Linked DNA regions of Homo sapiens: region 1 is linked to region 2. A link is an interaction called in ENCODE POLR2A ChIA-PET data of the cell type or tissue named here. Cell type or tissue: MCF 10A. All regions are shown on one strand. Each heading gives the region's core, and the rest is flanking DNA. Links, peaks and the distances in the headings are about the cores only.

Evidence for each region. Peaks named below come from ENCODE experiments on the same cell type or tissue, not always from the same donor. Only the 100,000 strongest peaks of a DNase experiment are listed, where the experiment ranks them.
Region 1: POLR2A ChIA-PET joins it to region 2 with 5 read pairs; 3 of 35 experiments call an interaction of 5 or more read pairs at or near these places.

What each region holds. Positions count from the first base shown.
Region 1 is chr17:82,131,743-82,136,122 of GRCh38, forward strand. CCDC57 (coiled-coil domain containing 57) reads right to left here. Exons shown (of 19, transcript NM_001394669.1): 16 at 2,331-2,452. Among named protein-coding and RNA genes, the nearest start is that of FASN, 36 kb to the left of the region's middle. In MCF 10A, for the core only: no CTCF peak of the experiment used is centred there; DNase peaks (open chromatin) are centred at 2,039 and 2,549.
Region 2 is chr17:81,914,933-81,919,312 of GRCh38, forward strand. SIRT7 (sirtuin 7) reads right to left here and starts at 3,244. Exons shown (of 10, transcript NM_016538.3): 1 at 3,107-3,244; 2 at 2,898-3,035; 3 at 2,683-2,787; 4 at 679-749; 5 at 508-580. The coding sequence starts at 3,199. It overlaps MAFG (MAF bZIP transcription factor G), which reads right to left. Exons shown (of 3, transcript NM_002359.4): 3 at 3,338-4,380. RefSeq lists enhancers at 2,429-3,325, 3,444-3,493 and a silencer at 2,844-3,313. In MCF 10A, for the core only: no CTCF peak of the experiment used is centred there; DNase peaks (open chromatin) are centred at 1,869 and 3,259.

The sequences.
Region 1 (4,380 bases), core at 139-4,138, 220 kb after region 2:
CCCTGTCTCAAATATAAATAAATACATTTTAAAAAGAAATAAAAAAGGAAACACAAAGCAGTCTTGGCTCCATAGAGTTTTCTTTTCTCAGTTTTAAGAGTTATTTCTTATGCCTGTAATCCCAGCACTTTGGGAGGCTGAGGCAGGAGGATCACTTGAGTTCAGGAATCCAAGGCCAGCCTGGGCAACATGGCGAAACCCTATCTCTACAAAAAATACAAAAAATAAGGCCAGGCATGCTGGCGGGCGCCTGTAATCCTAGCTACTTGGGAGGCTGAGGCAGGAGAATGGCGTGAACTCGGGAGGCGGAGGTTGCAGTGAGCCCAAATTACGCCACTGCACTCCAGCCTTGGGTGACAGAGCGAGACTCTGTCTCAAAAAAAAAAAAAAAAAAAAGAATAAATAAGAAAGGATAGCCAAGAAAATTTTGTAAAGGAACAGAAATAAGGTCAAGCTTGCTCTAACAGATATTAAAATAGGTCACAAAGCCACAGTATTTAAAGCGGTATAGTACCATTTCAGGAACAGACAACTCATTGGAACTGTGTAGAAAACCCCAAAATCAATGCAGAAGCTGAACTTCTCAAGGCTGCAACATGAGACAGATCCACAGTCTACAAAACACTGCCTGACTTTTCAAAAAGACACGGAAAGGCGGAGGGAGTGTTCTGGGTTAAAGGATGAAAACACAAGAGCCAGATGCAGTGGGAATTCGGGACTGGCTCTGAGGTTACGGAAAATTAGCAAGGAACACACATAAATCACCCACAGAAGAAGAACTATAAATGGCCAATAAATAGATTAAAGCATTTAATGCCACTAAGGATATAAGAAATTTCCTTCCTTCTTTGTTTTTTGGTAGAGACGGGGTCTCGCTGTGTTGCTCTGGCGGGTCTTGAACTCCTGGGCTCAAGCAGTCCTCTCACCTCAACCTCCTGAGTCTGGGATTACAAGGTGTGGACTACCACAAATGGGTAATTTATTTTTATTTTTATCTTTCTGTAGAGACAACCTTGCTTTTTTTTTTTTTTTTTTGAGACGGAGTCTTGCTCTGTCGCCCAGGCTGGAGTGTAGTGGTGCCATCTCGGCTCACTGCAGCCTCTGCCTCCTGGGTTCAAGCAATTCTCCTGCCTCAGCCTCCCCAGCAGCTGGGATTACAGGCGAGTGCCACCATGCCCGGCTAATTTTTGTATTTTTAGTAGAGACGGGGTTTCACCATGTTGGTCAGGCTGGTCTCAAACTTTTGACCTCATGATCCACCCGCCTCGGCCTCCCAAAGTGCTGGGATTATAGGCGTGAGCCACCGCACCTGGCCATCTTGCTATCTTTTTAAAGATACAAGTTGTGGCTGGGTGCACTGACTCATGCCCATAATCCCAGTACTTTGAGAGGCCATGGTGGGCAGATCGCTTGAGCCCAGGAGTTCAAGACCAGCCTGGGCAACATGGCAAAACTCCATTTAAACAAAAAATATAAAAATTAGCCATTAGGCATGGTGGTACACACCTGTGGTCCCAGCTACTTGGAAGGCTGAGGTGGGAGGATCACTTGAGCCTAGGAAGCCGAGGCTGCAGTGAGCTGTGATTGCACCACTGCACTCCAGCCTGGGTGACAGAGCCAGGCCCTGTCTCAAAGGACAAAAAAAAAAGAAGTTTTTGGGTTCTGGGTGACAGAGCCAGGCCCTGTCTCAAAAAAAAAAAAAAAAAAAAAAAATAGAAGTTTTTGGTTTTTTTTTCACTTATCATACCAGATTAAAAAAATAGTACCCAGATATGTAAAGCTATAGTAAAACATATACATGATACAATTTGTAATGAAAAAATAAAAAAAAATGGGGGCTGGGCGCGGTGGTTCATGCCTGTAATCCCAGCACTTTGGGAGGCAGAGGCGGGTGGATCACCTGAGGTCAGGAGTTTGAAACCAGCCTGGCCAATATGGTAAAACCCCATCTCTACTAAAAATACAAAAATTAGTCAGGCGTGTTGGTGCATGCCTGTAATCCCAGCAACTCGGAAGGCTGACTCAGGAGAATTGCTTGAACCGGGAGGGGGAGGTTGTAGTGAGCCGAGATTGCACCACTGCACTCAAGCCTGGGCAACAGAGCAAGACTGTCTCAAAAAACAAACAAACAAATGAGAACCAAAACCAAACCAAAACAAAACAAAAACCCAGCAGAAAACACATTGAAATGTTACTAATAACTATATCTGGATCCTGAAAATTGGAGGCTTTTTATATTGTGTTTATTGTAATCTGAAGTTTCTGTAATGAAAACGACACAATTAGGGAAATATTTTTAAAAATGCATGTCTTAGATGAAGGGGTGTTACCTGAGATGTAAAATGGGGCTGCACCTGTCCCAAAGGTGGGCTGCGATCCAAAGGCCTCCTGGGCTCCTCGCCTGGCTTCCGGGCCTCAGGGGCAGGAGGGAGGGCGTGGTGCAACAGCCACCCTGGGAATGGGATGGGGACAGAGTTTGTTCTCTGTGCATCACTTCTGGATTCCTCTTGTGTTGAATGCAAACACTCAGAAAGAACAGCATGTTCCTTTTCAAAACCAAAGTAACTTCCATTACATCGAGAACTTGGGGAGGGCCGGACAACAGTGAACTGTGACACACAGCATTTCGGTAGAGCTCTTGCACACACAATGCCACGCCCCTGCCACACACAGCCCTTGCTGTCCTCACAGCGGGGGCAGCAAGCACATTCGCTAACAGAAGCACCCAGACGCCCTTTCTGTGGCAGGCACAAAGAAGAAGCAAAAACTTGCCAGGTGCGGAGGCTCACGTCTGTAATCCCAGCACTTTGGGAGGCTGAGGCAGGTTGCTCACTTGAGGCCAGGAGTTCGAGATCAGCCTGGCCAACATGGTGAAACTCCGTCTCTACTAAAAATACAAAAATTAGCTGGGCGTGGTGGTGGGCACCTGTAATCCCAGCTACTCGGGAGGCTGAGGCAGAAGAATTGCTTGAACCCGGGAGGCAGAGGTTGCAGCGAGCCGAGATCATGCCACTGCACTCCATCCTGGGTAACTCCATCTCAAAAAGCAAGCAAACAAACAAACAAAAGAAGCAAAAGCTTAAGTATAACAACTTAAAAATGATGGTTCTACTCAAAGCTTCGGCATGCTAGCTTACTTAGAAATGACCCCACATCAAACGAGATCCTTTCATCAATTCCATTCATGTTATGTTATGTAAAGATCTGCTCCTTCTCTAAGCAGACACATCAGAAGACATAATTACTGAAATAACATTTCCCAGGATTACAAATCAGTTTCGTTAAACTCACTGAGGATTCCAACAAGGTTTTTGGAGGGTGTTTATAACTGTTGACATTTCACATATTGGAAATTGAAACAGACATTTTTTTTTTTGAGATGGAGTTTCGCTCTTGTCCCCCAGGCTGGAGTGCAGTGGCGCGATCTCGACACCCCCAGAACATCCACCTCCTGGGTTCAAGCAATTCTCCTGCCTCAGCCTCCCAAGTAGCTGGGATTACAGGCATGCGCCACCACGCCCGGCTAATTTTGTATTTTTAGTAGAGACGGGGTTTCTCCATGTTGGTCAGGCTGGTCTCGAATTCCCGACCTCAGGTGATCTGCCCGCCTTGGCCTCCCAAAGTGCTGGGAATACAGGTGTGAGCCATGTGCCTGGTCAAAACAGAAAAATTTTAAAGCTTTTTTATCAATTAACTTGAAGTTAGCCATGATGAACATATTGCTTATGATCAACATCTGAGGAGCATCGCAGGATTAGCTCTGCCCTGTGGACATCCCGAGATGGGCCCTCAAGTAAAGCATCAGTTTCTTCTACGCAATAAAAGAACCCAAAGATGACACTTGGAAATGAACGTGTTTCCCTTGGTTTATAAACACCTGAATTTAAAAGCCATGAAGTCAGAAGATGCACGTGTGGGCAAAAACCTCCTGAAGACACTCAACACCATTGGTCACCAGGAGAATGTAAAATCAAGCCCACTATGGGATCCCGCCTCACACCCACTAGGTTGGCTGGGATCAACAGGATAGAAAACAGCTGGGTGCGGTGGCTCACACCTGTAACCCCAGCACACTGGGAGGCCGGGTGGGGGGGATCCTTGATGTCAGGTGTTGGATACTGGCGTGGGCAACACAGTGAGATCCCACCTCTATTTTTAAAAGAAATTTTTTTAAATATAAAAAAAATAAAGTTTTTAAAGATATGCAATAAAAGTATTCTTAATTAAAAAAAACCCCGACAGAAAATAGCAAGTGCTGGTGCAGATGTGGAGAAATCAGAACCTTCGTGCGCAGCTGGTGGGCATGGGAGGCGGTTTGGTGGCTCCTTACCAGGTTAGACACAGAATTCCCACATGACCCAGCAAGGCCACTTCTAGGGA
Region 2 (4,380 bases), core at 168-4,167:
CTGGAGTGGCTGGGAGGGCAAGAGGTTGCACCGTCCCGGCAAGGTTGGGAAGTGGCTCGGGGTTTGGCAAGGGCCACTCTGCCCCAGATCCATGCTCTCTTGGGTCATGACATTTCAGGTCCCTGGGGACCTAGGCAGATCAACCACTACACCCCATTGGTTGAGGGTGTTCAGCAGAAGGTCCCCAGAGATGTCCTATAAGCCTCCCCTGTGACTAGGATGGCTTCTGAGGTCCACAGAAAAATGCAAGGGAATCACAAAGGGGAAAGGCCACCAGCAGCTCTGAGGCTGAGGCTGGCTGCGGATGGGATGGTTCAGAGGGGGAGCTCCCCTTCTGTCCTGGAGAGTCAAGCACAGGAGGATCAAACCCGCGGCCTAACCCGCTTGGTGGGTGCTCATCATGGGAGTCAACTGGCAGACAGAGGGCGGGTGCAGTTAGTTGCCCACTGGGCACCAAGGTGCTCTGCCTGGTCCCTGGCAAGTGTACCAGCCACCCAGGGCTCTTACCAGCTTCTGCTCATGCAGACGGGTGATGCTCATGTGGGTGAGGGTTGGCTCGGCCTCGCTCAGGTCGGCAGCACTGCCAGGCAGAAAGGAAGGCAAGGTGAGGAGAGCTGGAGCTCAGGCCCGTGCTGCCGCTGCCCAGCCTATGTGGGAGGCCATGCCTGGCCCGCTTACCTAACGCTTCTCCCTTTCTGAAGCAGTGTCCACACTCCATTAGGGCCCCGGTAGTCTGGGATAGACGCTGCCTGCATGTCGAGAAAAAAGGTAAGCCAAGTCAAAAGGCACCACTGTAGGTACTGGCAGAATTCCCAGAAACGGAAAGCCACTGTCACTCCTGCCGCATTCCGGGCTGGCCTGCATGTTGGCCTCTATTCATTCCACAGGCTGACCTGCCTGAGCCCATATGGAGTGTACCCCAATTCGGCTCCTCCCTTCTACCTGGACTTCCGTTTCCCGCCTGGCCTGGCTCATCCTTCCAGGCTGCACGCAGCCCTGCCTGCCTCCGGAAGCCTCTCTGGCACCGAGCACAAAGCTGGGCTCTGTGGCACATGTGTCCTCCACACTGCAGGGGAAGACTAGTCATGTTCCTAAAGTGCCCCCAGGGCCGAGCCCACAGCTCACACATTTAGCAAATGGTGAATCCCTAGGTGGGTCCAGGCGACTGTCCATTCTCATGTCCCAGTGCTGACTATTCCCGCTCCACCTTAACAAAGGCAGAACAACTTCTTCAGATGAGATGAGCATCTAACTTCCCAGGTTTTCAATCCTGTGAAACAAACTGAGGCCCACAGAGGGCACACAAGATATGCCAGGATCAAGGTGTCTTGTGTTCCCTTTTGGGGACTCCCGACTCCTGCTTAAACTCAGAAAAATGCACCACCCCCCCGGACAGTAGTTCCGACAGTCACATTCAAGACGGGAACCTCAAACACTCCGATGAAATCCACTAGCTGCATGTGCTTTTAGTTGCCATTGGAAGTTCCATAACAGGTCACGTGACTGTTACATAATTACATGACTGGACTTTTTTTTTTTTTTTTTTTTTTGAGAGACGGAGTTTAGCTCTTTCGCCCAGGCTGGAATGCAGTGGCATGATCTCGGCTCACTGCAACCTCCGCCTTCCAGTTTCAAGTGATTCTCCTGCCTCAGCCTCTCGAGTAGCTGGGATTGCAGGTGCCCGCCACCATGCCCGACTAATTTTTGTATTTTTAGTAGAGACAGGGTTTCACCGTGTTGGCCAGGTTGTTCTTGAACTACTGACCTCATGATCCGCCCACCTCGGCCTCCCAAAGTGCTAGGATTATAGGCATGAGCCACCGCGCCCAGCATGACTGGACTTTTACATGTGACTTGTGGAGGGAGGAGACTAAACCCCAGGGCTCCGGGTATTTGAGTCAGTAGTGAACTCCCTTTTTGCATTCTTGCTGCTGAGCCTCTGCTGTTCTTTGCTTGGAGTGCCTCATTCCAACCTTCTGTAAATCTCACCCATCCTTCAAGGCCCAATCAAGGCCACCTCCCACAAAAAGCCAACGCAGGTGGGTTTCCCAACTCCAAGAGCGCAGAGTGTGTGTCTGAGTTTGCTCTAGCGACCCAGCACAGCCAGCTTTACAGTATGGTTATTTGTTCACATGCCTGATCCTTGTCACCTAAAAGCTTCCTGAGAACAGAAATCACCTGGGTTCAGATCTGCTAGGCCGACGCGTGCCCAACACCCCACACACACCCATCAAATTAGATGGACGAGGTGCCAGCTACACTTTCAAAGCTAGTGATGTCCCACAGCCCAGGATAACTTGTCAGTGAAACTTCTCAAAACACAATGCAATTCTCTCCTTCACCTGGTGTATTCTGGCTCTTACTGTGTCACTTTCTACTTATCTTCCCTCGACATGGACAGAACAGAGTGGAAAATCACAACTTTGGGCTTAGCTCTGTCCACATAACCTGGGGGTGCCTGCGAGCAGTCGGCTACTACACCCCATTCGTATCTCTACTCCTTGTTTTTTTTAACTGGCTGTAACACAGAGGCCAAGCGTTTAAAAAGCGTTTACCTTAGGTAAGTTTTGGTCATTTCGTTTCTTTAAGAGAAAAAACCTTAGAGCTGCTTTAAAGGCGAGTTTTTCGCGATTACTGGAGCTCATACTCCGTCCTGGGGTACGCCTCCGCCTCCCTCCCTACCGTGCTGATTCCCGCGCCTGTGTAGACGACCAAGTATTTGGCGTTCCGGACGGCGCTGGCCAGCTCCCGGACCTTCCCCCGCAGCTCCTCCGGGTCGTCGCACACCTGCCAAGACGCCAGGGTGGTCACCGCCCCGGGCCGCCCCACCCGGGACCGCCCGTCGCCCCAGCTGCTCCCGAAACCGGGGGCGCCCGCGCGCCGCACGCGGAACTCGCCTCCTCCTGCCGCCGCTTCAGGCCCTCGCGCCGCCGGCTCCGGCCCTGCAGCTCCGTTACCAGGTCCGCGCTCTCGGCCAGCAGCCGGCCCTCCTCGGCGCTGCGCTCCGCCGCCGCCTTCCTCAGGATGCGCGACACCTGCGGGCAGGCGGACGGTGAGCGGCGGCGCGGGCCGGGCATGGCCGGGCCGGGGAGCGGCGGCGGCGTACCTGGCGGAGGCGCTCCCTCTGCTGCTCCTCCCGCAACCTCCGGACCCGCTCCGCCGCTTTGCGCTCGGAGCGGCTCAGACCCCCGGCTGCCATCGCTCCCCTGGAGACCTGCTCTTCCGCTTCCGCCTCACACGGCAGGCCGCGCTCAGGGCGCATGCGCAAGATGGGCCCCGCCCCCACCCACCCCTTCCGGCTCCGCCCGCCGCGTCGCCCCAAAGAAGCACCTGCCAGTCTCTTTAAAAGGTTTATTGATCATATACAAAATAAAGAAAACCTTATATATCACAAACATACACTATGTACAGCAATAAATACCCGGGGGGCCAGGCCCAGTGCTGCCCCTCCTGGACAATAATTTAGCAATAAATACTGCGCAGGGCAGGGGTAGGGCACCAAGGCCACTGCCCTGCAAGAGGTCAGGCCCCTGCCCGCCCTACACGAAGTGTGAGCGCTCGGGCCTCACCCCGCATCCAAACCCCAGCCCCTCCTCACTTAGATCTTTAATAACCTCCATCCCACCCCAGCAGATCCCGGGGTCTTCTCCCACACACACAACCTCCCCTGGCTAGACCTAGGCAGGGCAGGCAGGGACTGATCAACTCTGCTTGGACCCACCTCTCAGCGCCAGGAGAGCAACAGGGCTGGACACGCGGGCAGCCCTTGTCCTGTTGCCAGGAGAAGGCTTTCTGTGCCCACTCCCGTTTGGTTAAAGGCTTCAGGGACTAGCAGATTGAGGGGGTGGGAAGAAGGGCAGGGCTGGGACACAAGGTTGCTGGAGGGGCCAAAGCCCAACTGGGGTCACCAAGAACAGGGAGGTCTCACAGTTTATCGGGGACACACTCTAGCTCAGACTCAAGGGACACCCATGGTATCAAAGCTGCTGCTCCAGGGGCAGGGTGGAAATGTGTGGGACTGGCCCAGCAGGTATGGTACACACCCAGGACACAGGCCAGAGGCAGGACAGGCATTAGTCTCTCAGACACGCCCTGCCTCTGTGTGGCACTGATTATGTACTCTACTCTCCCGACCTGCTCCAAGGCCAGACAGCCAACAGGAAGGCAAAAATACACCAAAAAGAATTATTCAGTGGCTTCTGGGGGAAAAATCGTTAATGTGTTGGTTCCTTTCACCAAACCACAGCCTAAAAAAGTAACTCACAAGATCCCAGAGCGGAAACGGTGCAGCAGGCTGCGGCTCCGACTTTCCAGATGTGGATGGGCGCTTTGGCCAAGTGGCCACTCCAGAGGGAGGCAGCAGGGACAACATGGGACCTG